Regions from separate parts of the Homo sapiens genome. Here region 1 is linked to region 2. The links are chromatin contacts, found by Hi-C or POLR2A ChIA-PET in ENCODE. All regions are on one chromosome and are shown on one strand. The core of a region is the stretch at or near the end of the contact, and the rest is flanking DNA. Distances in the headings are between cores, read along the strand shown. Region 1 has its middle 19 kb from the start of LINC02635. Region 2 has its middle 67 kb from the start of LINC02635.

Evidence for each region. Hi-C counts contacts between places; a loop is a spot of excess contacts on that map. ChIA-PET counts read pairs that join two places held with the same protein, here RNA polymerase II (POLR2A). Pooled maps may share reads with other maps.
Region 1: a map of PC-9 shows a loop between it and region 2 (4-fold over the local background). The contact joins two enhancer-like sites. A Hi-C loop is called at or near these places in 1 of 168 maps with a recorded cell type or tissue (PC-9) and 1 of 50 pooled maps. POLR2A ChIA-PET finds 5 or more read pairs at or near these places in 4 of 52 experiments (A673, H1, RWPE1 and 1 more).

Annotation. Positions count from the first base shown.
Region 1 is chr10:34,952,915-34,955,614 of GRCh38, forward strand. No RefSeq gene overlaps it. Among named protein-coding and RNA genes, the nearest start is that of LINC02635, 19 kb to the right of the region's middle. Within about 2 kb of position 1,402, at least 4 of the 41 ENCODE cell types and tissues checked have a DNase peak (open chromatin) inside an H3K27ac peak, as active enhancers do.
Region 2 is chr10:34,904,738-34,907,437 of GRCh38, forward strand. No RefSeq gene overlaps it. Among named protein-coding and RNA genes, the nearest start is that of LINC02635, 67 kb to the right of the region's middle. Within about 2 kb of position 1,419, at least 4 of the 41 ENCODE cell types and tissues checked have a DNase peak (open chromatin) inside an H3K27ac peak, as active enhancers do.

The DNA.
Region 1 (2,700 bases), core at 152-2,651, 48 kb after region 2:
CACCACGACATCAAAAGCACAAGGACAATGCCTGATTTAGCCCTGCACATGGAAATAGACTAGGTGCGCGCAGTGCTGAGCAGGGTGATCCCGGAGGCAAGAGGAGGGAAGAGCATTCTCAGTTAAGTAGAGGCCTTCCTGAACCTCTCCAAATTTTATTTCCACTAGAAGTATCTAGAAGTATTTTCTCTCGGTTTTTGTCTTATGTTTATCTATCTTTTTTTTGAGACAGAGTTTCGTTCTTGTTCCAGCTAAGGCTGGAGTGCAGTGGCACAATCTCGGCTCCCTGCAAACTCCGCCTCCCAGGTTCAAGAGATTCTCCTGCCTCAGCTTCCTGAGCGGCTGGGATTACAGGCATGCGCCACCACACCGGGCTAATTTTTTGTTTTTTTTTTAGTAGAGATGGGGGTCTCACCACGTTGGCCAGGCTGGTCTTGAGCTCCTGACCTCAGGTCATTTGTCCACCTCGGCCTACCAAAGTGCTGGGATTACAAGTGTGAGCCACCGCATCTGGACTATGTTTATTTTTTTTAAAACCAAGTTTGCTCTTAGATATTCAATTTCCATGGTATTGGTTTAAAATAATTATCAGACAGGGCGCAGTGGCTCATGCTTGTAATTCCACCACTTTGGGAGGCTGAGGCAGGCGAATCACCTGAGATCAGGAGTTCAAGACCAGCCTGGCCAACATGGTAAAACCCCTGTCTCTACTAAAAATATAAAATATTAGCCAGGCATGGTGGTGGGTGCCTGTAATTCCAGTTACTCAGGAGGCTGAGGCAGGAGAATCGCTTAAACCTGGGAGGTGGAGGTTGCAGTGAGCGCCACTGCACTCTAGCGTGAGTGACAATCTGAGATTCTGTCTCAAAAAAATAAAGATAAAATAAGTAAAATAATTATCAACCTATTATGGATGCAGGTACCCCACCTCCCATGGGAGCAGACCCTTGCATGTCTGAACTAACCGAGTTCCGAGAATTATACAGAGAGGCGGCACACTGGGTTGGTGGGGAGCATGAGCTTCGGAATAAAGCAGAGCTGAACTTCAGTCCCATCCTTGCTGCTCACCAGCTCTGTTACTTGCTGGACCTCCCAGTTCCTTGTCTGCAAAATAGCAAACCTGATCACTAAGGTAAGGAAGCATCTGCCAACCCACAGTAGGTACATTAACATCAGATTATTGCCTCATAATGTCGTTTGGAGGACTGAATTGATATTTGCTCAAACATCTTGTAAACTGTAAAGTGCTATAGGAACTTTTTAGTAGCAACTTATTTAGGCTGCTGGGAGGCCCTTGAGGTGGAAGAACCTAGAAAAGGTAAATTGCTCTCTTCAGTCCCCAAGTGCCTGGTTCACTGCCAAGAAACCACTCCCGAACTCAGGCTGCTCACCTGGGCTGCTGGCAGGAGGAAGCAGCCCCAGAACGGAGCCAAGCCAGAGCCGGAGAAACAGGTTCCTGCCTTCTCCGCTGACAGCCTGAGGCTCATGCTCTAATCTGCAAAAATGGCAGAAGTCGCTGTAGTGTTGTAGAACTGAACTGGGGTTGGCTCCCTGGTGTGGTAAGACCAGATATTTATATTGACCTGGATAGTGGGAGAAAGCAAAGTGTTTATTTGTAGGGAGCCAAGTGAGGAGGAAAGGGAGTCCCCACCTTTCTGATGGCTTGTAGATAAGGATTTTTTTTCCTTTTTTTTTTTTTTTTTGTTTTGAGACAGGGTCTCAACGCTGTTGCCCAGGCTGGAGTGCAGTAGCATGATCTCGGCTCACTGCAACCTCCACCTCCCAGGTTCAAGTGATTCTTGTGCCTCAGCCTCCCAAGTAGCTGGGATTACAGGAGCTCGCCACCACGCCCAGCTAATTTTTGTATTTTTAGTAGAGACGGGGTGTCACCATGTTGGCCAGGCTGGTCTCGAACTTCGGGGCTCAAGTGATCCACCCGCCTCAGCCTCCTAAAGTGCTGGGGCTCCAGGTGTCCACTGCCGCTCTGGCCTAAAGTGGCTTTTAAGAAAAGTTGCCACCTAGAGTATGGCATGCTCCATACCTTGGCATTTTGCTCTTTGCTCGCCTGGTTCCACTGGAAGCTCAGCAAGCTCACAGGTTCTCTCCCACACCCTGACTCAGGTCCCACGTCCATTTCCTCAGGCTCCAGAGAAAGTCCTCACCCCTGGGCCTCCCCAGGACCCCGGGGACACTGTACAGGGAAGACACATTGGAGACAACAGCCATGGTAGTCACAGGGCCCTCAACAGTGACATCAATTATATAAGGTTTGATGGCCTCACTTTCTCACTATAAAGCAAAGAATGCTGCCCATCTGGCAGCCAGGGAAAGTTCTGGAGTTGGGGACCCGGCCATCCTGTGGTGCTGCCTCAGGCTTTGACTTGGAGACTCACTGGGGCTCGGGAGATAGCCAGCCTGGAGCTGCCTCCTCTTCCTTTGCTTTGACAGTGACCGGATGCCCCCATCACCCAGTTGGCCTCACCCATACTGGGCCACTGCAGCCCAAGCCTGTGTCACCAGCCTCCTTCCAGACTCCCCCTCCACCAGTCGGTGACAAATTGAAGTGTCCCAGAGGAGCCAGTATTTGCTCCAAAGGAAGGCTGTGTGGTTGTTTCCTACCTCTAGTGCAACATCCAGGCTAGAAGAAGTATCTTTTGTGTTGATTCACACATGTCCTCACTAACCTACTTATCAGAAAGT
Region 2 (2,700 bases), core at 169-2,668:
CTCTAGCCTGGGTGACAGAGGAAGACTCCGTCTCAAAAAAAAAAAAAAAAAAGAAAGAAACTACCAGAGAGTTCCAGAACCTTCCTTCAAAACTGGGAGATTCCTGGCCCTTATTCAAGAGGTCCCCCCTATGACTAGCTGCCTCCTCAGATAAACAACATTTCCAGTGATCTTTAATGGATGATTATGGGGTTCTGTGATGCCCTTCGGTGTAACACATTTGTGTATTTTTTGTTTGTTTTGCAGAGATGGGGTCTTGCTATGTGGACTAGGCTGGTCTCAAACTCCTGGGCTCAAGAGATTCTCCTGCCTTGGGCTCCCAAAGTGCTGAGATTATAGGCATGAGCCACCACACCCAGCCCATATTTGTGTTTTAATTGTGGACTTCCTTCACTTTTAGCTCCTTTAAATAAAAGATTCAGGCATTAGAGGTATTGTGTCCTGTTAAGAGGAAGGACATTGGGGTGGGGGGCCTAGTAAGCATTTGGCGTCTCCCATATTACACAGTGTAAGTGACTTTTGATGGCTTCAATAGGCAGCCTAGCCTATTAGTACTGCAGCTGGGGACCCACATGGTATCTGGTATTTCTACCACAAGTTAGCTGAGGTATTTGTAAAATCAGCATATTCTTAGGTGCATGTTGTCTAAATCATGACTGCCAAGCTCCCAGGAGGAACTCGACTATCCTGTATTTCCAGGATTTCTCCCTTTTTCGGCTGCACCCGGTTGAGCACTTGCTTGTAAGCCCAGGTTTCCATGCCTAGAACTAATGGTTACCCCAAGGCCCTCTCTTTGCCCTGCAACTGGATGGAATGTATCCCATGAACTCTAAAGGGAACCCAGCAGACAGAACATAGCAGTCACTACCTTTAGAAGAAGCATCCTCAATTAGTTCTCTTTCAGGCTGGAGTTACTCCCGGGCTGGGAGTATCCAGCTTCAGGGAAGGGCTGTCAACCCTGACCCCTGACCCCTCAGGCACGGGGTTGGCTTCTGCAGACATTCCCAGGGCACCCCCTTCTGCCAAGCTTGGGTGTGGACAAGTGTAATTAATCGGGTCCTCACCACCAAAGCTTGTTCAGATTTGTCAGTTGGTTGTTTTTTAAATTATTCTGTTTGTCATTCTTCTCACTGAGGCAGCGGGCTGTTTATCCTACAACACACAGGCAAAGGTGAATCGTGTTAAATGCAGGGAGGAATTAGGGGAGAAGGATTTGGTTTGATGGGGAATTTTCAGAGGAAACGAAAATCAAGTTTATAGATAAAAACAAGGTAGGAAGCAAAGGATTGGGAGATTTTCAGCCTGTATTACAAAGAATCGACTCTTGCTTCTTCCTAGATGCTGAGTCTACATGGATTAGAAGAGAGACGCTCACTTCATCCAGGACACAAAGAGAGCAAGCTTGCAGAGCACTTGCCCAGGCCTGCATCCGCCTTCCCTGCCTTCCCTCGGATGGGGCTGGGTGATTGCAGCGGCCTTCACCACATTGGGTAGAAGCAGGGAGACATGCAAATTAGAAAACCAGGAGATCGTCACAGCAGATCAGTTTTCAAAATCTGGGCTGGACATAAACTGGAGTACTTCTAATCTGATCAGGACACCTGGGGCTGTGGCAGGAAGCAAATTCTATTTTTCAAAAGACAGGAGAATTGCTCTGAGTATCGTGATGGCTCGCATCATCTTTTCCACCAAAATTCCAAGACGCCTTAGCGTTGCTGGATATGTATTGTAAGCCCTACAGCCTTCATCTCATCCAGACACTCGAGATAAAGAAATGTTAGCCGGAGTTTAAACCATAAGAACAGATATGACTGAAATGGACCTCATTTCACCGGAGATTCCCAAGTCAGATTCACAAACACATGGGGCGTCCTGGTGGATAAACCTTTCCCCGGAAGACACATTTGTGAAGAGTCTTGGCCCCCAGTGTTGAGACTGATTCGGCGTCCTGAAATAACAACCCGCTGCCGAGGCACTCCACTCGGAAGGGCGTGAGAGCCTGACCTCTGAGGCTGAAATTACAGACCACCCTGTCAGGATGCACGGAGCATGTCGAAGAGGACGAGGCTGGTGCCCGACAGTTGACGCAGCCCGCCTGTTGGCCACAGGGAGCCACTGAAGGCAGATCTCACGTCACGATCAGTGGCCTCTGCACGTCTCTGTGAGGCTGGGGAAATGTCAGGGACTGAGGGACTCCCACTTCATCTGCAAGGGGAACAGGGAAAGGCCATCAGTACCTTCACAAGAACAGAAAAGCTTCCAAAGCAAACTGGAGCATGTCACTTGGTGCGACGCACATGCCGCACGGCCAGCCACCGCCACTCCCCAATTTCTCCTTTGCTGGGAAAGCCCTAGTTTTGTCATGGTGTCCACACATCTCCTCTAAGGCTCAGAGGCAAACCTCAGCATTTTCAGCCAGTTCTAATGGCTCCATTCCCCCAGGCAGTGATTTATCTAGGGACGTGGTTGTGCCCATTTCTGGCCATATGCAAAATAAGAGGGAATGGGGAGGGAGTTCTAAGAAATGTTTTCTGGTTTATAAAGAGTTAGGAGGCTGGGCATGGTGGCTCACGCCTGTAATCCCAGCACTTTTGGAGGCCGAGGCGGGCAGATCACGAGGCAAGAGATCCAGACCATCCCGGCCAACATGGTGAAACCCCGTCTCTACTAAAAATACAAAAATTAGCTGGGCGTGGTGGT